Linked DNA regions of Homo sapiens: region 1 is linked to region 2. A link is an interaction called in ENCODE POLR2A ChIA-PET data of the cell type or tissue named here. Cell type or tissue: A673. All regions are shown on one strand. Each heading gives the region's core, and the rest is flanking DNA. Links, peaks and the distances in the headings are about the cores only. Region 1 holds the start of MFAP2 (microfibril associated protein 2). Region 2 overlaps PADI2 (peptidyl arginine deiminase 2).

The links. Peaks named below come from ENCODE experiments on the same cell type or tissue, not always from the same donor. Only the 100,000 strongest peaks of a DNase experiment are listed, where the experiment ranks them.
Region 1: POLR2A ChIA-PET joins it to region 2 with 5 read pairs; 3 of 35 experiments call an interaction of 5 or more read pairs at or near these places.

The regions. Positions count from the first base shown.
Region 1 is chr1:16,972,114-16,984,468 of GRCh38, reverse strand. It overlaps MFAP2 (microfibril associated protein 2), which reads left to right and starts at 3,849. Exons shown (of 9, transcript NM_002403.4): 1 at 3,849-3,882; 2 at 6,155-6,232; 3 at 7,271-7,360; 4 at 7,546-7,572; 5 at 7,675-7,761; 6 at 7,924-7,968; 7 at 8,739-8,826; 8 at 9,127-9,200; 9 at 9,446-9,967. The coding sequence starts at 6,196. The coding sequence ends at 9,549. It overlaps CROCC (ciliary rootlet coiled-coil, rootletin), which reads right to left. Exons shown (of 37, transcript NM_014675.5): 37 at 11,505-12,109. The coding sequence ends at 12,023. LOC105376806 (a long non-coding RNA gene) reads right to left here and starts at 8,608. Exons shown (of 2, transcript XR_947003.3): 1 at 7,907-8,608; 2 at 6,674-6,800. RefSeq lists enhancers at 4,568-5,073, 5,074-5,581, 5,582-6,087, 9,212-10,019, 11,454-12,355. In A673, for the core only: no CTCF peak of the experiment used is centred there; DNase peaks (open chromatin) are centred at 3,768 and 4,308; H3K4me3 peaks cover 1,717 bases; H3K27ac peaks cover 1,571 bases.
Region 2 is chr1:17,056,185-17,068,497 of GRCh38, reverse strand. It overlaps PADI2 (peptidyl arginine deiminase 2), which reads left to right. Exons shown (of 16, transcript NM_007365.3): 16 at 1-1,737. Among named protein-coding and RNA genes, the nearest start is that of SDHB, 8.3 kb to the right of the region's middle. In A673, for the core only: no CTCF peak of the experiment used is centred there; no DNase peak of the experiment used is centred there.

The sequences.
Region 1 (12,355 bases), core at 2,791-5,290, 83 kb after region 2:
TAGTGGGAGCACAGCAACCACAGCCCCATCCCCTCCCCTGCCCAAAGAAACAGCCAGGGGAATGGGTAGAAGCAGCAGAGAGGACATGGGAGCCAGGACACGAATTGTCAGCTTTAGCCCCTCAGTTTCCCAGTTTTTCTTTTCTTTTCTTTTTTTTTTTTCAGACAGGGTCTTGCTCTGTTGCCCAGGCTGGAGTGCAGTGGTGCAATCGTGGCTCACTGCAGCCTCTACCTCCCCAGGCTCAGGTGATCCTCCTACCTCAACCTCCTGAGTAGCTGGGACTATAGGCCAGCACCACCACACCCAGCTAATTTTTGTATTTTTTGTAGAGATGGGGTTTTGCCATGCTGTCCAGGCTGGTCTCAAACCCCTGGGCTCAAGCGGTCCACCCGCCTTGGTCTCCTAAACTGCTGAGATTACAGGTGTGAGCCACTGCACCCAACCTCCCTCCTTTTTTCAAGGGTAGGGGACAGCATTTCTGCTGGGTGAGTTCCTCTCTTTTGCCAGTGGGATTGCTCCTGGCAGCAGTGGGGTCTAAGGGCAGGCAGAGAGGGCTGGGCTGGCCTGGCCTGAGGGCCCACCTCTCTCCAGGTGACAAAAGTCTCTGCTGCCCTGCAATAGACACTGGGGGGCGGGGCATGGGAATGAAGGAGGCACAGGGCATATTTACTCCCTCCCTAAGACTCAGAGTCTAAGGGAGGTGGGGGAATGACTGGCGATGAAGAGATCAGATGGCAAGGGTCTAAATCAGGGGCCATCCTCATCTCCTCCCAGCCCGCAGCCCCTACAACTCTCACTCCCGCCTCAGGCCTAGGCTCCTGGGCAGGGCTGAAGGCTGCCCCTCACGCAGAGGATCTGCACCCCCAGCCAGCTTCTCCGGGAAGAGTTTAGTGTACAGTTCACTCATTCATTCCACCAATGTTTGCTGAACTGCTGCTCTGAGCCGGGCTCTGAACTTAATGAGCAAAACTGAAGATGAGCAAAAACAGCCTTGGTCCTGGCCTTCACGGGGCAAGATGACAGTCTCATCGGGAAGAGGGACAGGGCTCAGATGGTCACAGACATAGGCCAACAAGACAACTGCAAGCAGTAAAGCTAGAAAGCACAAAAAAAGGAAAAAGGGAAGGCCCCTCTGAGGAAGGGAGGGTTTGATCTGTGACCCCATGGAGGAGACCTCAGCCAGTGCTCGGGAGGAAGAAACGCCTCAGTGTGGGAGGGAGAGGGGTTTGGGAGAAAACCCCCAAAGGCCAGTGGCTGGAGGAGGAAGAGGAGGCAGAGCCAGGCTGCCATAAAGGGCCGGGGCCCTGGAAGCCACAGGGAAGTTGAGCCTCTAACCTGAGTGAAAGGCGATCAGTAGAAGGGGCACGATCTGCGGGGGTGAGGGAGGCAGGACCCACGTGGGAGAGCCCAGAGTGGAGGCTATCGCAGAGCCCAGGCAAATGATGGTGGTGTCAACTAAATAAGAAATCAGCCTTTTGACCAGGTGCAGTGGCTCACGCCTGTAATTCCAGCACTTTGGGAGGCCAAGGTGGGTGGATCAGCTGAGGTCAGGAGTACGAGACGAGCCTGGACAACATGGAGAAGCCTCGTCTCTACGAGAAATAAAAAAAAAAAAAAAAATAGCCAGGCATGGTGGTGGGTGCCTGTAGTCCCCACTACTCTGGAGGCTGAGGCATGAGAATCGCTTGAACCCAGGAGGCAGAGGTTGCAGTGAGTTGAGGATGCACCACTGCACTCCAGCCTGGGAGATAGCAAGACCCTGTCTCAAAAAAAAAGAAAAAGAAAAAATCCACCTTTTGGCCAGGCACAGTGGCTCATGCCTATAATCCCAGCACTTTGGGAACCCAAGGCAGGCGGATCAGCTAAGGTCAGGAGCCTGGCCAACATGGTGAAACCCTGTCTCTACTCAAAAAAAAAAAGCAAAAATTAGCCTGGCATGCTGGCATGTGCCTGTAATCCCAGCTACCCGAGAGGCTGGGTTGGGAGAACCTCTTGAACCCGGGAGGTGGAGGTTACAGGGAGCCGAGGTCACACCACTGCACTCCAGCCTGGGCAACAGAGTTAAACTCCATTTCAAAAAAAAAAAAAAAATCAGCCATTGAAAAAATTAAAGTTAGTTTTATTGAGTCTTACTGAGGACTGCACCCTGGGAGAGGGTTTCAGAGAGTTTCTGTTAGACTGCGCCAAAGCAGCATTTCAGCCCACAGTTTAGATACAGAGGCAGGCGGTTCTGTGTGTGCTCAGAAGCTATGGTCAGGCACGGTGGCTCACGTCCGTAATCCCAGCACTTTTGGAGGCTGAGGCGGGTGGATTGCTTGAGCTCAGGAGTTTGAGACCAGACTGGGCAAACACGGCAAAACCCCTTCTCTACAAAAAATACAAAAAAAAAAAAAAAAAAAAAAAATTAGCCAGGCATGGCGGCTCTTGCCTGTAGTCCCAGCTACTTGGGAGGCTGAGGTGGAAGGATCACTTGAGCCCAAGAGGTGAGCTGTGATGGTGCCACTGCACTCCAGCCTGGATGACAGAGCGAGACCCGGTCTCATTAAAAAAAGAAGAAGAAAAATTTACATCAAATGTCTTCAGAAGCTACACTAGTGCAAATCTCGCCAAGGTTTGGGTTCGAGGATGCACCTAGTTATATAGATTATAGAGGCATAATCGTCAATCCTGTCAGGTGCTATCTTATGTACAGGAAAAGGCACAGCCAGGATCATTTAACTTATATTTTCTAACAATGCAGTGATTCAGGCAAGAGGCGTGGGAGCCTGTGTTCTGCCCTGCCTGCCATCTTCAAGGCATCCTTCCGTTGGGCTGCCCCCAGTCACTGAGTCAGGGCTTTGTCAGCTTCTGACAAGCAGAAAGAGCAAATGCGGTTTCTTGGGATTGCAACTTGGTCTCACAGTGGCTTAGGCCAGGGTGGGAGCAGTGAACGGAGTCACAAAAGAAATTTTTCAGGTAGCATTCACGGGTGGGTGCTGGATTAGATGCAGGGCTAAGGGCAGGGGAGGAAGCCTGGGTAATGGAAGGCTGCGGGGCCAAGGGGGGACTGGGAATCCTGGAGGGCCAGGTCTGGGGGAGAGTTAGGAGGTCGTGAATTTGGACTTGGATGCTTGTTGAAGCTGATGCATCTTGAGGACATTTGTGGGACACATAGGCTGGGTCAGGGCTGAAAGAGGTGCTGGTTATGGCCGGGGGCAGGGACTCATGCCTGTAATCCCAACAGCCCAGGAGGATGAGACAGGAGGAATGCTTGAGGCCAAAATTTCGAGGCCGGAAGTTCCAGACGAGCCTGGGCAACACAGCAAGACCCTGTCTCTAGAAAAGGAAAGAAAGAACCGCTGGTTGTGGAAGCCAGCCATGGCCCAGAGCTCAGCAGTGTAGGAGAGGAGGGTGCGGGCCTGAGAGAGGCAGCAGGCTTGGCTGGAGAGGCAGAAGGAAAACCAAGGCAGGAGAGTGTCCTGGAAGCTGGGAGAAGGCAGAGGGAGATCGAGGCTTACTTTCTGGCTGAGGGGCCTAGGGTGAGTCACTTTGGGAGGCTTGATTTCCTCCTCTGTGAAATGGGCAACACACCTACCCTTGCCCACCTCACCCCCCTCACCCCGTCGACGTCGAGTGAGGAGCAGCTGTGAGGAGGAGGAAGCTTTGCACAGACGTGAGGACGGCCCCGGGCGCCTCTACCCCGGGGACACCCCCCCCCCCAGGAGATGGAACCCCGAGGGCACGGCGTGGCGGCCCATGCGGGCAGCTCGCGTTAGGACCCAGCGGCTCCGGGGCTGGAGGGCGGGCGCCAGCCCCGTCGGGGGCCCGGAGGGGGACTCGGAGCGGGCCAAGGGGCGGCTCCGGCGGGCGGACTCGGAGCGGGCGGCGGAGTGACCCGGACAGGTAGGCGCGGGCCTGGCGCTTGGGGGCCCCGGGGGGCGGTCAGGGGCGTCGGCGGGTCCCCCGGCGCGGGGGCGAGGGTGCCAGGCTCTCTGGGTCCTCGATCCTGGGGCAGCCGCGGAGGTTCCTGAACCCCGCGCCTTCAGAGCGGAGGCCAAGGGGGCACCTGGAAAGTTTGGGGTTGCTCTGCAGAGAGAACGCGAATTGGGAAGGGCGGGGAGCCCGAGTTTGGGGGGAGCCAGAGGTGAGGTCGTCGGGGGATGGGACATCTTTTGTTCTCCCGGGGAGGTTGGAATGTGGCGGGTGGGGTGGGGGGGGGGGGTCCGGTGGGAATGGCCGAGACAGAGACGCAGAGAGACAAAGAGAGATCAGAGACGGGAGCGCGAGGGCGCGCGGAGCAAGTTTCCGCGGCTGATTGTTCCCAGCTGTGCGGCGCTGCAACATCTGGGTTTCTCCCGCCGGGACCCCTCCCCCTGAGCCCGGCTCTGGAGCCGGCAGAGCCCTCCCTCCGTCTGATGTCTGAGCGAGCGTCGGGGCCCCCTGTCCCCCACCTCCCAGGACGCAGGGGAGTCGGGGGTGGGGGAGGCCGCAGCTGTGGAAGAGGCCAGAGGTGGGGGTGGGGCAGCCTCCCAGGCAGGTCCTGGCCTCCCGCACGCCCCAAAACCCCTTCGTCTAGAAGAGCTCGGAGATGTGGTCCCGTGGGAGGAGTTCATGAACTCCACACTGACTTCTCTCTTTCCTGCCTCCCCGCTAGCCCGTGGGCCTCCTTCCCCCAATAAGCCTGGGTTCGGGGGCCAGTCCTAGGGGAGGAAGACTCCCCGCAGGGTACCGACAGGCATCCCCCAACACCTTGCAACCCCTCTTGCCCCAATTCAGCGCCTTCTGCTGAGCAGCGGGGGCTCCGACCGACCTGACGGATGGGGAGAAGGGCAAGGAAGGCTCTCTGGGTCTTTTCATCCCCCTCCCATGAGGAGGTCAAGGGTTTTCAGAATGGGGTGTGGGGAGCCAGCTATCCCTCGCCTCTGGGGCAGCTTGGTCCTGAGCTTCGTCTCCCGGCTCCCACTCCACCTTAGTGAGGTGCCTAATGCATGAGAGGAGCCAGGGGGTCAGGAGGCCTCAGGATTGAGAGGAAGGAGGGAAAGACCTCCTGCTTTCTCCCCTTTCCCTCCCCTCTCCCTGGACTCCCAGTGGGGAAAATAGACCAAAGTTGGGGTTTCCAGCTAGCTCTCTGAAAGGACTTCCTGGGTTGCAGCCGGGAGGGGCCCTCCTGGATGGACCCCGCCCTCGCAGCCCTCCCTACAGAAGGCTGACGGACCTGAGGTGGCCCTCCACTGAGCTGGGGCTGGATGTGGGGAACCGGAGGCTCCCCCAAGTCCCACCGTGTAGCCAGGACTGGAGGCTGGGCTCTTGAATGTCAGGAGCCTGATGAAAGCCACGGACCCCATGCCCTCTCCCTCCAAATGACACACACACTTGCCTACAGTGTCAGGGGGTGCAGAACCCCCAGCCTGGGTGATGTCACGGCCCCTTCAGTGCTGCCTTTCTGGGATCCAGAGGAGCCCCCTCAGGCTTCACTCTCGTGCTTCCTGCTGCTGCAAATAGCCCGGGTCTCGTGAGCCTGTGATGCACACAGCCAGGTCTTGCGAGGCCTGGAGGCCTGGCAGGAGAGGAGTCTTCTGGGAGCTGGGAGCCCTGCCCGGCCTGGCCGCTCTGGGGGCCGGGCAGGCCCATGTGTATGTGGTTTCCTGCTGAGCAGGATGCTTAGGGCCCAGGGGCTAATTGGGAGCAGGTGGTGGCTTGGCAGAAGCTGCTGAGTCCAGGCGGTGATGCCGGCTGGCCAGGGCTGGGGTCCCAAGGATGGGCCTGGGTTCAGTGATTCACGCAGTCAGTGCCTTGGACACCCAGGGAGCCACTGGGCCAGAGGGCTGAGCACGGGTGTGGGTGAGGACAGAATGGCCTGGGCTGGGAGCACATTAGGAATGTCCCCTTAGTGAGCAGGGCAGGGTCCGCCCTTCCCTGACCACATCAAGTACACCCACTACACGGGGTTTGCTTGTCAGGATCAGCCCTGGAGCTGGGTTGGAGGCCTTGTCCCTTGTGACCTGAACACCTGGGTGGGCCAGCAGGGACTGGGATGTCCCTCCACTCCAGCCCTCCCATGCCTGGCTTCTATTCTGGGTGCCACCTTCTCCAGGGCGAAATCAGGGGATCAAAGGTGAGCTCTGCTGTCCTGGGTGTGGCCCTGGGTAGAGCTCTCCCACCGGTCTTTCCCCAGCTGTCCTCTCTGACACCACCCCGGCCTGCCTCTTTGTTGCCATGAGAGCTGCCTACCTCTTCCTGCTATTCCTGCCTGGTAAGTGGCTCCTGGGGCAGGGGGTAGCTCCTCTTATGTGGGGCTGAGGAGTAGGGTTAGTAGGGGGAATTCATAGTGAGCCTTTGTCACGACTTATGACCAGAACTCAGCTCCCCAGCTCCCAGGGCCTTCTGCCTGCTTGGACCACAGACTGGACCAGCCAACCCTGGCAGCATCTGGAGGCAGCTCCTGGCCCTTCCCCCAGCCTTCCACAGCAGCAGGCAGGCAGGGTTCTGGAGGGCACGTCCCAGGCACAAGGACTCCGTGGGCACAAGGCACAAGGCCTCTCTGGGAGCCGATGTGCAGGTGCAGGGGCACCCAAGGCAGGGAGTCCGGATGCTTGAGTTCTAGATCCATTCAGGGCCCTTCTGCTCTATACAGTCCTGACCTTGTGGGGGTCCCTACTGGCCAAATGAAGAGAATCAATGAGGACCACAAAAGTCCTAGCAGGGCCAACATTCATTCATTCAGCAGCGATGTGTTGAGTCCCTACCACGTGCCAAGTGCTGGGCTAGGCCCTGGGGATTCAGCGATGAACCAGGCAGACACATCGTTGCTCCTCATCATGCTGCCAGTCCAGGGAAGGGAGACAAATAGGAAACAAGCAGACATGAGAAACTCCAGCATGTGCTGAGTGCTGGACAGAAATCAGCAGGAGGGCTGGTGGGCTGGAGGTGGGGCGGCATCTTGGCACAGCTGAAATTCCAGGGAAGACCTGAAGGAGCTGAGCAGGCCTCACAGGCCCAGGGAGTGTCAGGTGCAAAGGCTCTGAGGGAGGCAGGAGCATGTGGAGTCCTAGGAGCAGCCAGGAGGCCAGCAACAGGAAGGGGCAGGGTAAGGTCAGGGAGGTGACCCATGACCAGGGTGGGGAAGGGTCTTTACCATCGAAGAAGAGTCTGGATCCTCTAGGAATCTGCTTGTGGGGTCCTAGGCTCTTATGGGCCTGACCTTGTGACCCCCGCCTCCACTCTCCAGAAGCGCCTCGGGCCCCCGTTGCCCCTCCCGATGGGGTACCCTACATGCTTTGCCTCCCCACAGCAGGCTTGCTGGCTCAGGGCCAGTATGACCTGGACCCGCTGCCGCCGTTCCCTGACCACGTCCAGTACACCCACTATAGCGACCAGATCGGTAAGGGCCTTGCCGGGTCACCGAGGCCTGGCTGCTCAGATGTGCCTGGCTCAGCCAGGGACCGCACTGGACACGCTGATGGGAACTCTGGGGGTTGGTCCCTGGCTCAGGAGGGAACTTGTTTGCCCCAGGGGCTGGGGGATTAGCCTTACTCCCACCAATTCCACTTTCATCTTTGTTTGCAGACAACCCAGACTACTATGATTATCAAGGTAACGGGCTAGGGGTAGGATAGGACGGGCCGGCAGCTGGGGTGGGGAGACCCCCTGGGAGGGGTAGAGGGAGCAGACCCCCTTATCCTCCCCTGGCTGCAGAGGTGACTCCTCGGCCCTCCGAGGAACAGTTCCAGTTCCAGTCCCAGCAGCAAGTCCAACAGGAAGTCATCCCAGCCCCAACCCCAGGTAGGCCCCAGACCCTGCTCCCACCCGTCTCAGCTCCTGCCTCACCCCTCCCCACCCTGTCAACCCTGGGAGTGGGGGTCTGCCAGGGCTGGGAGAGGTGACTCCCCTTGCCCTGAGGAGACCCCTCCCAGTGATGTCTGCCTACCTCTGTCTCCACACCAGAACCAGGAAATGCAGAGCTGGAGCCCACAGAGCCTGGGCCTCTTGGTAAGGGCTTTCTTGACAGCTGGAAAAATGGAGGCACGCCCTGAAGTTGGGGTGGAGTAGGGGGTGGTGCTGGTGGGCTGGAGGTCTTTGGCCCTTGCCCATGTGGGCTCTTGGCAGTGTGGGCAGTATGACTGCCGTAGGCTGGCATCACCAGGCCCCCCAGGCAGCTCCAGGAGGTCCCACCTGTCCCCAGTGTGCCTGGCTGGAGGCTAAATTGGCAGCCTAGGAAGGCCCCTGACCTCACAGATACTGGGAGGGGCAGGGAGTGTGCTGGGGGCTTCCTGCCAGCCAGAGAGACTGAGTGGTGCACATGTGGAGGCGAGGAAGGGCCAGGGAGTGCAGGCTGGCTGAGCGGTGCCCTCCGGCTGCCCTAGCTGAGAGCTTGAAAGAACAAGGTGTGTGTGTGCAGGAGAATCCGTGTGCTCACTCTCGTGTGGGTTGGTGTGAGCGCTCCTATGTGGGCTTCTGTGAGCGTGGGCACGTCTGCTCGGGAGTTGGTATGGGCTTTTGTGGCGATGCATGGGTGGGTGCAAATTTCTGTTTGAACTTAGGCTTCTATAGTAAGTGCGGTTGTGAATTGATACGTGAATATTACAGCCCTGGGAAGTCTGACAATGCTGCGTGGGTCTATGTGGGCATGTGTAGGTATGGGTGTCTGCACGGGGCCTGAAGGTACAGGGGGGACTAGGCCCTGTGAGCCAGCCTCAGGTGGGTGAGGCTGGGGGCCGCCCCCCACTCTGGGCTCCTAGTCTGACCCCACCTGTCACCAGACTGCCGTGAGGAACAGTACCCGTGCACCCGCCTCTACTCCATACACAGGCCTTGCAAACAGTGTCTCAACGAGGTCTGCTTCTACAGGTGAGCACAGATGGGCAGCTGTCGGGAGGATTCCGGAGCATGGGGGGCTAGAGGGCACAGGGGACAGCTCTGGCCCGCCAAGGTGGGAGTTGGAGGAAAGATAGTGAGTCCTTAAGTTGAGCTCAGTTCTGTGGTTGAGCCTGGGCCAGGGACCTCCTCCACTCCTGGGCTCCAGTGCCAGGTTCTGTCCGGGCTCCCGTGCCAGGTTCTGTCCGGGCTCCCGTGCCAGGTTCTGTCTGGGCTATCCCAGTGGGATTGGGTGGAAGTGGGGCTGAGACCTCCCGTGCCCTGTCCCCGCAGCCTCCGCCGTGTGTACGTCATTAACAAGGAGATCTGTGTTCGTACAGTGTGTGCCCATGAGGAGCTCCTCCGAGGTAGGAAGGCCACCTCCCCAAGACCTCCCCTGTCCCCACACCCGCATCATTATCTGGCCACCTAGCCACCCACCTGATGTTTATTCAACACATATTATCCACCAGGCCCACTTCCAGGACACCCTGAGCTCCCCTCCTTGCTACTTTTCATCCTCAAAACACTCCCATCACCAGAGTTGGGGGAGGGGCAGCGGTTCCCATCACCCAGCTCCACCCTGACCCTGCCTCCTTCCTGCCCCCAATAGCTGACCTCTGTCGGGACAAGTTCTCCAAATGTGGCGTGATGGCCAGCAGCGGCCTGTGCCAATCCGTGGCGGCCTCCTGTGCCAGGAGCTGTGGGAGCTGCTAGGGTGGTGCTGGCATCCTGAGTCCTGGCCCTCCTGGGATCTGGGGCCCTCGGGCCCTGCCTGACCTGGTGCTTTTTTCCCCATCCCCATGTTCCTTTTATTCTGTAAAAAGTTAGTGGACTGCAGCCCTGGGGGTTGCAGGCTGCGGTGCCTCAGGCCCCTCCTTCAGCCTGTGGCCACCTCTGGGGCACAATGGGGGCTCCCCACTGCCCAGTCTGCCCCTCGGGTTGGGGGAGTATCCCAGGCCTCTCTGTGGGACCTGGGCCCCTGACGGGCCTTCTCAGCCCGTTTTGAGGACAGACAGTCCCCCGAGGTAGGCTACATCCCCCCACCCCAGCTGGTCTGCTTGGATTTCCTACAGCCCCCGTGGGCATGGACCACCTTTATTTTATACAAAATTAAAAACAAGTTTTTACAAAAGATCAAGTCACTTTTTCGGTGGAGAGCACAGAGGGGCCAGCCAAGTGCCCCCAACGCGGACTGTCCTGAGAGGCTCCTGACCCCTTGGAGTGAACGATCTGCTCAGGTGCCCTGTGCTTCCGCAGTCCCAGCCCCACCGCCTTACCCGCCGGCTCCAGCTCTGCCCTGCCCAGAACGCTGCGTCATGACAGTGTACGCGCGCATGCGTGTTGTGGGAATTGCACGGGAGATGGAAGGCTTCAGGGACACAGCTTTCTGATGACCGGGGCTGCTTGGTGAGCACATTGAGTTCCCATCACCAGAGGAACACAGCAAAAATGGGAGGCCGCCCATGGGGTGGGGGGGGCACAGGGTCAAGGCAGGCGGACTGACATCCAAGGCCTTTGTTTGGGAAGTTGGGGAGATGGGTGCCATTAAGAGGGCAAAAAAAGCGGGGCACAGGGACTCACACCTATAATTCCAGCACTTAGGGAGGCTGAGGCGGGCGGATCACTTGAGGCCAGGAGTTCGAGACCAGCCTGGCCATGGCGAAATCCCGTCTCTAGTAAAAATACAAAAAAAAATTAGCCAGGCGTGGTGGCGTGTGCCTGTAATTCCAGCTACTCAGGAGGCCGAGGCACAAGAATTGCTTCAATCTGGGAGGCGGAGGTTGCAGTGAGCCGAGATCGCGCCACTGCACTCCAGCCTGGGCGACAGAGCAAGACTGTGTCTCAAAAAAAAAAGGGCAAAAACAAGCAAGCCATTGTAACACCTCCCTCCAACCAGCATGTGGGGCCTGGGCTCTGTGTGTGAAGGCTCACACACTCCTGTTTAGCCGTCCGAACAGGCATATGTGGTGGATGCAATTCATATCCCCTTCTTAGAGACAGGAAAACTGAGCCCAGAGACGTTAAGTAACCCACCCAAGGGTCCCACCCACGGGTCCACAGCTATCAGTGGCAGTGCTGTGGCTGAATCGGTCAGCTGGACTCCAGCAGGTGAGGATGAGTGTTAATTTCTCCTTCGGACACTGATTGAGCACCTCCTATGTGAACTTCCCCAGAGCCACCCTATGCGGTTAGGTTCCCATTTTACAGATGAGCAAACTGAGGCTCTAAGAGGTTAAGCAGCTTTGCTCAGGATCACTCAGCGGTGCCAGGGCAAGACCCCACGTTCACATCCAAACCTGCACTTGTTTGCCATGCTGCCTGGAAGGCCTGTCACTGTCCCGAGGGTGGGCTTGGATCTAAGGAGGGGCCAGAGAAAGGGGCAAGAAAGCATAGGCTGGAAGGAGTCGAGGTGCACAGGCTGGGCCCAGTCCCAGGCCTCAACAGCCCCATCTGTTCCATGGGCCGGGTGACCGAGTACCCCAGAGGCCTCCCCATCTGACATTCTGTGAGGCTGGTAAGTTCCCTTCCCAATACCGGCCTCTCTGCTCTCCCTGCCGCCTCCCCAAGCACCCCTCCCTAGAGGGCCCCATCCCTCTTGCCCCAGACCCTACCTGTCTCCCCCCGACGTCTCCTCCAATTGTCTAGAAAAGGGACACAGCTGTACAAACTTTTTTAAAAACAAGGTTTTGTTACAAAAAACAGTTCTGAACAGTTAACATTGTAAAAAGGTATAAAAATACAGGGACTCTGAGCACTCTGAGGAATTTCCCGACACATGCTCTTAACTAAGGCGGAGAGATCTCTGGGAAGCCGAAGTCAGGGCCTGGGCCTCTGACCCCTGCCCTGGGCCTGGTCCCCCTCCTCTTTCCCACGATCCCATGCTCCAGGGCTGACCAGAGACAAGGGCTCTCCCCAATCCTGGCTACGGCTCAGCCTCTCAAGGAGGAACTTTAATGATCTACAGTGGCTCATCCTAGAAGAGGGGGGCTGGACTGCAGGTGTTGCTGGGAAGCCTCTCCAGGCCTGGAGCTGGAGTACCCGTCCTCAGCACTGCCAGCAGAGCGCCTCCTCATCCCACCCCAGCTTGAGGCCCCCAAGGGACCGGGCTCTGGGTGGGGGGGCTGTCCAAAAGAAGGGTCCTCCCCTGTCCCAGGCACAGGGGTGTTCTCCAGATGCCAGCAGGAGCTCATTTCTCTGGGGGGCCGGAGGGTGGGGAGAAGGGTGCTGAGCTCCTTCGAAGCTCCTGCTGCAGCTGGCCCTTCAGTGTGGACACCTGGGGAAGAAAGGGAAGGTAAGGCCAGCCAGGTCCTCAGCCTGGCTTCAGAGAAAGGGAGGCAGCAGGGAACCCGGAGGGACACAGTGCCACAGTTTCAGGAAAGGTCTGGTCTCACTGAGAGCCAGGGGCTGTCCTGCCTTTCTCATTTTGTTCCTTATAGCAGAGTCAGGCGTCTTCTGACTGTTGGGCACCTTTGAGGGCAACTCCACCCCCATTCTTTATCCCCATCATCACTTGGGTGGG
Region 2 (12,313 bases), core at 4,159-6,658:
GCTTTCTCTCTGCAGTGTGGACACTGTTGGCTAGTCCTCCCCACTCCCTGAGGGTCCAGTAAGTTAGCTTAGAACCTTCCTGGAAACATTTCATCTGAGCAGGTTTCCCCACGTGTGGGATGCTCCTTTTGCCTCATCTGTCTCAGGGATGCAGGCTCCCCCGCATGCATGGGGATTTCTCCCCAGACCAGCATACTTGTGACCTGAGAGTTCAATGCGTAAAGATGCCCCTGGTCAGCCATATCCATCTTCTCTTGCCTGGTCCTTGATTCTCTGGCCGCTCCCTGACCTTCCTCCTTCCACTGCCTTGACTTTCTTCCTTTTTATTCCTGGTGCCATCTGTCCAGGCAGCTAGACAAGAACTTGTTCGCCAGCAGCCAGATTCAGGCCTTCCCAGGGGCATAATAAGTGACCAGCCCCTCCTCTCCGGACATCAGATCCAACACATAAGGACCCTGGCCTACCCTCCAGCCCAACAGCCAGTTCTGGGTCAGCTGCCAACTTAGGGGTGGTTTGATTATCCCATTGAAATTCACCAGTGCCTTTGCCAAAGACCCTCTCATTTGGACATACCCAGATTCATTCCCTGGCTCCAACTGAAAAGACTCAGTTTCAATCGTTAAAAGTTCCTTTAGGGCCAGAAGAATAAATGAATTATAATCCCATTTTGAAGAACCGATTTATAACCAATGAAAAGGTTATAATGTAATTTATATTCTTGGAGGAACAAGATTTTCATTTGGGATTATTTCCTTCAACCATTCAACAAACATTTGTTGTATGCCACTAAGCGCCAGGCACGGCGTTGGGCTCTGCAAACACAGTGGTTAGTAGCAGTCTGGACCTGGTCCCTACTGGCATGGAACCCATCACTCCCCAACATGCAAAGCCCACATTTAAAGGCCAGCCTCTGCCCCTTCAGTGATGCGCTCTTTAGAAATGCCAGTCCACTATATTCAGAAATCCGCAGGGCACAAAACTTCCAGCAAGTCACTGTTGTGGTGAAATGGGCAGTGGGGGTGGGGGGTCTTCTTTAAACAGGCCCCCTTCCCATCTACCTAGCCAGTACCCATCCAATGAGTCCCCAGAGCCTCCAGAAGCTGTTGTCTCCTCTCTGGGGACAGCAGCTCCTGCCTTTGGAGGCCAAAGCCCCAGATCTCTCCAGCCCCAGAGCTGAAAACACCAAGTGCCTATTTGAGGGTGTCTGTCTGGAGACTTAGAGTTTGTCATGTGTGTGTGTGTGTTTGGTTAATGTGGGTTTATGGGTTTTCTTTCTTTTTTTTCTTTTTTTTTTTAGTCTACATTAGGGGGAAGTGAGCGCCTCCCATGTGCAGACAGTGTGTCTTTATAGATTTTTCTAAGGCTTTCCCCAATGATGTCGGTAATTTCTGATGTTTCTGAAGTTCCCAGGACTCACACACCCGTTCCCATCTCACTTGCCCACCCAGTGTGACAACCCTCGGTGTGGATATACCCCCGTGGACTCATGGCTCTTCCCCACCCCCACTTTCTATAAATGTAGGCCTAGAATACGCTTCTCTGTTGCAAAACTCAGCTAAGTTCCTGCTTCCACCTTGATGTTGAAATATCTTATGTAAGAGGGCAGGGGATGTCGTGAAGATGGCAAGAAGAACACAGTTTCAAATTTCTGGAAAAGAGCCTGTGGTGGAGATCTAAAGATGTTTAGGGAAGAGCTCGACTAAAGAACAATGAAATAAATGGTCCAAGGGGAAGTCATATGGCTGTTGGTGTGATGTTCTTTGCTGCTTCATAGACACGGCCTGGAGTGAGGCAAGCCACACACTGGGCCCTCCTGGTCCTGCAGCCCTTGCTGTTCTGGGCACAGGGTCTGGGCTCTCAGCATAGGTATCTTGAGGGTTCGGAATCCCCAACACACTCAGCAACTGCATATTACATGGCCACCACCGAAGGTCAAGACCAGTACCCGCAATAAAGTCTGACTATGTTGTTCTGATGGGGTTCCCCAGGAGCAGAGCCTGAGATGAGCATTCAGGAACAAGTGATTTATTGAGAAGTGGCCGGCGCAGTGGCTCATGCCTGTAACCTCAGCACTTTGGGAGGCCAAGGCAGGAGGATCCCTTGAGCCCAAGAGTTCCATACCAGCTTAGGCAACATAGTGAGACCCCCATCTCTATAAAAAATTTAAAAAATTAGCTGGGCATGGTGGCACATGCCTGTAGTCCCAGCTACTTGGGGGGAGGCTGAGGCAAGAGGATCAACTGAGCCTAGGACATGGAGTCTGCAGGGAGCCACGATCGTCCCACTGCACTACATTCCAACCCACATGATAGAGCAAGACCCTGTCTCAAAAAAAAAAAAAAAAAAGGAGCCTCCGGGGAAACCAAGATGGTAACTGGGGGAGCAGGCCAAGGAAAGGGAAGAAACCATACAAGAGTGTGAGGTGAAGCCTCAGACCGATCCCTGGAGAGCTCTGGAGCATAAATGGCACCTCTGAGCTGTCCTGTCTGGAGGCTGAGTCTTTGTCCGCCTGCACCAGTCATTGGCTCTGGGGACTCTGGCCCTCTGAATGGGCGAGGGGGCACCAGGAGCTCATAGGCAACCATCTAAAGATCACAGCTGGGATTAGGAACAAAGTCACAAGCTTGTGACAAGTTCTGCCGCAACCAGAAGAGGGAACCGCAACCACGGCAGGGAATCAGCCTTGTCCATTGCTCTGGGTGATGTCGTGTCCTTTTAATCAACAGCTACTACACACAAGTATTTGTGATTTGACCCATGGTATGAAAATCCATACAACATAACCATGATCTAACAGGGTCTTTGTGAACAAACTCCTGAGGCCCTAAAATGGAGTCACCTGATTGGTTGCTGAGTCTAGAAGCTGCTTCCAAGTTCTTTGGGAGACACCTGGGGCCCTTCTCACTCCTTAGTCCCATCTTGAGCTTCTGGACCAATGTCTTGGTGCCACTATTTTAAAGGGGCCACTGCAAAATGAGAATCACTGGTTCACTCACTCCCAGGCTTAACCCAGGGGCCCAGGCCTCTGAAATCCCCTTTTTTTGGTTTTGTTTTGTTGTTTTTTTGAGACGGAGTCTTGCTCTGTCACCAGACTGGAGAGTGCAGTAGCATGATCTTGGCTCACTGCCACCTCCGGCTCCCTGGTTCAAGTGATTCTCCTGCCTCAGCCTCCAGAGTAGCTGGGATTATAGGCAAGCACCACCATGCCCAGCTAATTTTTGTATTTTTAGTAGAAACGGGGTTTCATCATGTTGGCCAGGATGGTCTCGATCTCCTGACCTTGTGATCCACCCACCTCGGCCTCCCAAAATGCTGGGATTATAGGCGTGAGCCAGCACCCTACCGAAATCCTCTTTTATACCCAACTAATGTGGTCCAAGCCACTGCAAGGCCAATCTTTCATAGATTTCCTGACCCATCTAGTTCTGCAATTCCCCAAGGGATGCTGGGATGTTCAACAAGTTCATCCTGGTGATGTTTTCACATCTTGGCCAATCACCCACCTCAGGGTCGCTGAGTGTTACCTTGAGACTTTTGAACAGCACTTTCCAATAGAAATATAATGCAAACTACATAATGTGATTTTGAATTCCCTAGTAGCCACATTTAAAAAGTAAAATGCAGGTGAAATTAATTTTAATAATATATTTTCTTTAGCCCAATCTATCCAAATAATTATCATTTCAACATGTAATCTAAAGTGTAAAATTTCAATGAGATATTTTACATTCTCATTTTTTGGTAGTAAGTCTTTGAAATCTAATGTGTATTCTATACTTATATCACACATCTATTCAGACTAGCCACATTTTAAGTGCTCAATAGCTACAAGTGGCTATCATATTGGAAGGTATTGTTCTAGAAACTTGTCTGCCAGGCTGAGCGCCAATTGTGGAAATAGGCACATTCCTTAAACCCCCAGAGTCCACTAGTTTGACTGCAATGGTTAATAAAAGTTTATTATTATTATATTGAAAAGAGAAATGTAAAATAGATACGAGCCATCACTGGCCTTGGTATGCAGACCCTTGCCCTTCCAGAAAGTCTTCTTGTCTGAACCATGGCTGCTGCCAAGTTACCAGGACCCCCCTCTCTCTCTGCAAGGTGATTGCCTTTGGCCAGGTCCCCTCTGCCCACTGTCAAGATGGGAACCCCCACCAGGTCCTCTTTTTCCCCTCACTCTTCCTGTGGATACAGCCTGGTTCTACATTTAATCTAAAATGTGTACTTGGAGTCCCAGGTGAGAGCAGCTCGTTATCTCAGATTCCTCCGGCATTCCAGATGGGATCAGAGCCACACCTTGGCATAGCCAAAACCCCACGGAAGTGGTTGGGGGGAGGTCTCTCCTCCGAAACAAAAAGCAGCCAGGAATGAATCTGCCTCTCCAGTGAGATTCATGTAGGATCCTCAAGCAAGTGGTATCAGGTCCAAGGGGCTGATGGAAAAGTTATTAGCAACTAAATATAGGAGTGACATCAAATGGCAGCATGTAGGATCCCTTCTCCAGCTGGACATGCAGAAAAAGAATGCTCCCAGACAGAAAGCCCAGCTCTGCAGCCTTGTCTCAAGCCTGGCTGATGTGAAAGACCTTCACCCCATCCCCCTGGCCAGCTGGGCTCTTTTTCAGCCCTGATCTTTGAAAAAGCAAAGGTCTTCTCTGGGTAGTCTCTAAGCAAACTGCTGGGTTCAGGCCACGCCAGCTTGGCCTCAATCCCTCACCTTCCACAAGCAAAGGTCTGCTTTCTGACAGCCCTGGTTATACCCAAAGATGACTAACAGTCTCTGACCAGCATGCTAAGGCCCCATGCGCAGGCTACTGTGTTACTGAAGAGCTGAAGAGATACGTTCAATCTTTAAAAGGAATGTTTTCCGGCCAGCTACAGTGACTCATGCCTGTAATCCCAGCACTTTGGGAGGCCAAGGCGGGCAGATCACCTAAGGTCAGGAGTTCGAGACCAGCCTGGCCAATATGGTGAAACCCAGTCTCTACTAAAATACAAAAATTAGCCAGGTGTGATGGCGAGCACCTGTAATCCCAGCTACTCAGTAGGCTGAGGCAGGAGAATCGCTTGAGCTCTGGAGGCAGAGGTTGTAGTGAGCCGAGATTGCACCACTGCACTCCAGCCTGGGGGACAGAGCGAGACTCCATCCCAAAAAACAAAAAAAAAAGGGAATATTTTGTTTTCCTACTGATGGCAATTCCTGGCACATAGTTGATGCTCAGCAAATGTGTTTTGAATAAAAGAAGGAAACATCTGTTCAGCTAGGCAATGGAAGCAGAAAAGTCAGCCCAAACATTTCTTAAACATTGATTGCATTCCTACCAGGTGGAACTATATGGAATCCCATTTGGAAGGTCAAAATGGTCAAATAGAGGCGATTTTTGTTGGTTCAACCTAATGCTTTGCATTCGTCATCTCATCTAATTCTCAAAACTAAGCTGTGAGGTTGTTATCCCCACCTTACAGATGAGGAAACTGAAGCTCAGAGACAGGAAGTGACTTGCTCAAGATTACTCAGCAGGAAATGGCAGAGCTGGGATTCATACCTGGGTGGTCTGGCTCCGGAGCCCACCCACTGAGCGCCTGCTCTTGACTACATCTCAGAAACAGCTTTCTAGCCGGGCGCCATGGCTCATGCCTATAATCCCAGCACTTTGGGAGGCCAAGGTGGACAGATCACTTGAGGTCAGGAGTTCAAGACCAGCCTGGCCAACATGACAAAACCCCGTCTCTACTAAAAATACAAAAATTAGCCAGGCGCGGTGGCACACATCTATAATCCCAGCTAATAGAGAGGCTAAAGCAGGAGAATCACTTGAACCCAGGAGGCAGAGGTTGCAGTGAGCCAAGGTCATGCCACTGCACTGCAGCCTGGGCAACAGAACAAGACACTGTCTCAAAAGAAAAAAAAAGAAAAGAAAAAAGAAACAGCTTTCTAACCCAAGTTTAGCATTCTTTCATTCACAAATGTTACCTTATCTTTGCACCAGTTTTTAGCATGTCAGGTGTCCTATTAGAAGAATCTTATCAACAAGATATCCCCTCTACCTGCAAGCAAGATGTCTGGAGATTATAGGATTCCTACAAACCCCTCTAAGGCAATAAGGCCCATAATGAAATGACCTCTACGTAGCTCAGTATGTGCTCTCTCTATTCCTCAGCTCGGAGTAAGATGGCATGTCTAAATCGTGAAAAGCAAATTATATTCATTCATCCATCCATTCACTTTTCTCCATTAACATTTGCCAAGTGTCTACTGTGTGTAAAACCAGTGATCCCACAATTTTTCATCTAAACCAGGGCACTTCTGAGATCTCAGAGGAGCCCTGCAAATAATTCCATCAGGGCAACAGAAGAATCCGGAACTATGCTCGGCAAACCAGGGTGTTTGTTCTCCCTGGAAAGCCCTGTGCATGAGACATGATCTAATCCCTCAAGGAGCTGACAGCTGAGTCAGGGAGACAGACAGGAGAGCAGAGAGGCACACTGATGGAATAGGCACCTGATAAATACTTGCTGAATGGAGGAATGAATAAGGTACAAAAATCTGTGTACACACACACACACCTTTCCTGCTGGGAGAATGACCAAGGATGGCCTGGTGTTCATTTGTCCTAAGATGAATGACTGCTGAGTGAATGTAGAAATGAATGATTAGGCAAAGAGGGGAGGAGGGGTTGCCAAGCTGAGTAGAGACACAAAGAGGTCCAGGTGTGTAATATGTCTGGGAAATTGTGATTATAGTGAGTAGCTAAAATATAGATTGCAGTAATGCTGGAAACACTAGGGTTGGTGCCCTGGAAACCGTCTGAAGGTTTGAGGTCACTGCGGTCACATGATCAATCCTGTATTTTAGGAAGCTGACAGTAACATATTTCTTCACTGATATTAAACTCATAGGGAAAACATTTTTAAGAAATTTCCTGAGGGATAAGCAAACCATGGTACAGCCCTGCTTTTAAATATTCTGCAGCATATATGATGAGACGGATCTATGCATACTAACATGGAAAGACCTCCAAGACACAGCACTTGACGAAAAAATGGCAGCTTGCAGAACATGTATGTTATCGTTTGTATTTTCTAAAAATAAAAATGGCCGGGTACAGTGTCTCACACCTCTAATCCCAGCATTTTGGGAGGCTGAGGCAGGCAGATCACAAGGTCGGCAGATCACAAGGTCAGCAGTTCGAGAACAGCCTGGCCAACATGGTGAAACCCCGTCTCTACTAAAAATACAAAAATTAGCCGGGTGTGGTGGCACACACCTGTAATTCCAGCTACTCAGGAGGCTGAGGCAGGGGAATCGCTTGAACCAGGAGGCGGAGGTTGCAGTGAGCCGAGATTGCACCACTGCACTCCAGCCTGGAGACAGAGCAAGACTCCATCTAAAAATAAAATAAAATAAAATAGAAAAATAACAGCAAGCAAAGCCATGGATTTCTGTAGAAACATACATATGTAAATACATACAAAGAAAAAAATCTGGAAGCAATCCCATGAAACTGACAATAGCAATCACCCCTGGGAAAGGAAGTGTGACTGAGGGGATTTAAGCTTTATCTATATTGCTTGAAATTTTTACATAGTGAGAATTTAATTACATATGTACAGTATTCTAAAATAATTTTTTAGAGCTGCCTGAAATCCTTGACATTGTATGTATGCTGAAGTCTTCCCATTCTGATAAGCATAATCTATTTCCCCTAATAAGGCACAGTTATCTTTTACCTCTTTCCTTTCCCCAGCTGGGCTCTCCACTACCAATTTAAGATTGATGGCTCCCTATAGACACTAACTCATTTAATTCTCCTCCCTGCAAGGCGACTGTTTCTTTTTCACCGTCTTACACAATAGGAAATGAATGCACAAAGAGGTTAAGGAACTTGCTCAAGATCACAGAGCAAATGGCTGATATAACAGGGTTTCAGACCCCTAAAGGCCTGCACACTTAACCATTCTACCTACCAGCCTCCCTAAGAGGTCAAATTGCCTTTAACGTTCTGCAGCTCTCTGACTTTTGTTTCCAGTCGGCTGGCATCTCGCCGCTACGCATGAATATTTACCCACTATTCGTATTTGCATTTCATTTGCATGGCTGTGTCTCTGACAGAAAACAGTGCTCAAAAGCCAGATTCGGCTGGAAAGGGCGTTTGATCATGGCATTATACGGTGTTTGCAAAGTGCTCACCCACACACATCCAGAGGAACAAACTAACTGCTCATTTGAGAGTATGCTGGTGACGGCAGGCATCTGGGAATGAGGCAGAAGTTAGCAGGGTGGGTGAGCTCCAAATGTATGTGTGTGTGTGCTGCTATAGGGCCAGCAGCATGACAGTCCCCAGAAGGCCTTGGACCACTTGCTAAGTCCCAGCAGCTGAGCTGACTTCAGCTGTGTGAAACGCAGCCCCATCTGGAGTGGGGGTGGCTCATGACTTTTTTGCTCCGGGAGTTCCATAGAGGCTGCTCTTGAAATTGGAGAAGCCTGTAGCCTATGATTGTCCCCATCCCACTCGAAGAGAATATTTTGAGAAGTCTAATTATATGGTGGGGTTTGCATGGGATGAGGGAAGAGAGTTTAGATAAGGCCTTTCTAAGGGCAGGTTGGCAAGGTCCAGTAGGGAGCCCTGGGTAGTTCTGTGAGGCAGCAGCACCCTCTGTGGGTAGACCAGAATGGCTGCAACCACCATGTTCCCACGAGCCTTAGGCGCACGCCTGCAGCCCAGCCCATCTACCTAACAGAAGAGGCTGACCTACTTGCTGGGTGACCTGCGGTGAGTTGTTGACACTCTCTGAGGCTCAGTTGCATCAACTGTAAATGAAGAATAGTAATCCCTACTTTGTGCCGTTGCTGAAATGATTACAGAGAGGACATGTACCCAAAGTGTTCTGCATAGGACCTGGTACACAGTACCAAATGTGTCCTCCAAATGTGGCAGTTACCATCATTAGTCACCCCAATAGCCCCATGACCCTTAGTATAGATGACCACCGAGTGCCCTAGCATAAGGGACAAGGCTTCTCTGAGAAAAATCATAGATGGGACTGGGGTGGGGGCTAGAAAGGATCTGTGCCGCTGGCTGGTTGACGTTTTGATTTGCCAATTCCGTCTATTCCAATTCTGGGAGTCCTTGACATCGGTCATGGGAGGCTCTGACAATAAATACGTTCATAAAGAATTAAAAACAGCCCAGGCGCAGATGCACAGTCCTGTAATCCCAGCACTTTGGGAGGCAGGAGGATTGCTTGAGCCCAGGAATTCAAGACCAGTCTGGGTAACATAGGGAGACTCCGTCTCTACAAAAAAAAAAAAAAAAAAACTTTTTTTTTTTTTTCAGACAGAGCCTTGCTCTGTCGCCCAGGCTGGAGTGCAGTGGCACGATCTCAGCTCATTGCAACCTCAGCCTCCTACGTTCAAGCAATTCTCTTGCCTCAGCCTCCCGAGTAGCTGGGATTACAGGCTCCCACCACCACACCCGGCTAATTTTTGTATTTTTAGTAGAGACGGGTTTCACCATGTTGGCCAGGCTGGTCTCGAACTCCTGACCTCAAGTGATCCACCTGCCTCGGCCTCCCAAAGTGCTGGGATTACAGGCACAAGCCACTGAGCCCAGCCTACAAAATTCTTTTTAAAAGTAGCTGGGCATGGTGGTGCATGCCTGTGGTCCCAGCTACTAGGGAGGCTGAGGTGGGAGGATCACTTAAGCACTGGAGTGCGAGGCTGCAGTGAGCCATGATCATGCCACAGCACTTAAACCTGGGTGACAGAGCAAGACTCTGTTTCAAAAAAAAAAAGAATTAAAAACAAACTTGCAGATAGCAATAAGTTATATGAAGAAAATCAAATAGAGTCAAGTGGGTCAAGCCCTCAAATTGCCCATAGTCTGGGGAGGCAGACATATTCATGGGTCATTGTTAAAACAGGTGTTGCATGCATGGATGGCATATGCAGAGGATATTTTGATAGGGACAATCAAGGAGGGACTTCCTAAGGGAGGAAAAAGTTGGAGCTGAATCTTCAATGATGACAAGTCAACCACATGAAGGAGGAGGAAAGGACACTCCAGATCCAAGACACGGACGTACGCAAAGGCTTGGAGGTGTGAAATGAGGCGGGGAATAGAGCAGGCTGTATTACAGGGACAGAAGTAACTGGAAGGGCCCGCGGGGGAGCCGGGGAGCCTTGGAGCTATGGTGGGAGTTGATGGTTGATTGGATATGGGGTGGGGAGAAGAATCAAGATGACATCGAGTTTCTGGCTTGGATATCCGGTAGATGGTGGTGCTAATAAGACAAGTATAAACTCCTCAGGTGAGATGTACCGTTTGGGATAGGTTGGGTTTAAAGGACCATTGGGACGCCCAGATGGAGATGCTCAGGAGACAGCCAGGGAGACGGAAAGGACGAAGCCCACTGGCCAAAGGCAAATAAAATCCTAAATTTTGGCTGGGCGCAGTGGCTCATGCCTGTAATCTCAGCACTTTGGGAGTCCGAGGCGGGTGGATCACGAGGTCAGGAGATCGAGACTGTCCTGGCTAATACAGTGAAACCCCATCTCTACTAAACAAAATACAAAAAATTAGCCGTGCGTGGTGACAGGTGCCTGTAGTCCCAGCTACTCGGGAGGCTGAGGCAGGAGAATGGCGTGAACCCGGGAGGAAGAGCTTGCAGTGAGCCGAGATCGTGCCACTGCTCTCCAGACTGGGCAACAGAGTGAGGCTCCATCTCAAAAGAAAAAAAAAATCCTAAATTTTAGATGAGAAGGCCCCAGAGCTCCACCACAGCAATCTGTTGCTGTGGGTTTTTCCCAGAGGCAAATGAATCTCCCAGGCAACATCTGATATTTCCTCCTAAATCCAACCCTCCTTCACCCTCTGGCTGGCAGAAATCATCCAGGTTGCCCTAAATTACAAGACACCAGACTACAATTGATTGTACAAATGACAGTTGATACAACATAATGCTTTTTTATTTTGTTATTTTCATTTTTTTGAGACAGGTTCTTGCTCTGTTGCCCAGGCTGGAGTTGCAGTGGTGTGATCACAGCTCACTGCAGCCTCGACCTCCTGCACTCAAGCAATCCTCCCACTTCAGCCTCCCAAGTAGCTGGTACTACAGGTTTGCACCACCATGCTTGGCGGATTTTAAATTTTTTTGTAGAGACAGGGTCTCACCATGTTGCCCAGGCTGGTCTCGAACTCCTGGGCTCAAGGGATCGATCCTCCCACTTCAGCCTCCCAAAGTTCTGGGATTACAGGTATGAGCCACTTTGCCCAGCTGGTTTTAATTTTCAATTCTGGACATGATTTCCAGCTCTTAGGGGAGAAAGACCTCCTAAAGCAAAACGCTCACCTAAGGCTGCTCAGTTTTCCTGCTGTCCAAAGACTGAGAGAGTCTGGAAAACAGGAGCAGCTTTTCCAACCCAAAAGTGTGGTTATGAGGACTAAATGAGACTGTTTATGTAAACACCTTTGCAAGTGATAAAGTTCAGTATAAACATAGTGTCTAGCAGACTGTCTGGTGAAAAGCAATATGTCACTCTCTAGACGAATGGAAATAAACCAAAAAAACCTAGGGTCTTATCATGAGGACATCTTTGGAAAATATGTCAGGATCAGGCCATGAAAATTTCTAAGTCCTTCTGCAGCTGTGACTTTCTGGCATCCCAAAGTCCAGGGCGGAGGTACAGCCGCCCAGGAATTTATTCCTCCATAACTTTGAGCTCCCCAAATCCCCACGAAGCCCAGGAATGATGTGACTGCAGGGCATGTGGGCCCATTGGCACCAACAGCCCCTCCATAAATCAAGGTCTCACTTATGCTGGCCTCAGACTGCTTTTTCCAAGGTGACCTGGGCAAACTGAAAGGGTAGTTGCTTATCTAGGGGTGGCATCTGCCTTTGAGATGAAAGAACCCTGAAAATGCTAAGAGGACCAATTCTCTAGAAATACATTCCTTTCAGGAAGAGCTTTCTTCAGCTCAGACGACAATTCAGTTAGGAGTTAGAGACAGAGCGGCAGTCTTCCCATATCTCAGCCAGTTTGGGTGACCCAAGAGGCCCCATGGGGCAGACCAGAGGGGCCCTGTTCCAGTCCTGGGTCAGCACCAGTGAAAGTCAAGGTGACCTCAGCATTGTTACCAGTTATCCACAAGACAGCCACGTGAATCACAGAATCTTAAATCAGAGGGCCCAACACCCTAATGGTTCAGGCAAGGAAACTATAGGTCAAAGATGGGGAGGGGCTTATCCAAGGTCACATGGCCTTGAAGAGAATATTCCAGGTTAGACCTAGAGGTTCAGGCCTCACTACA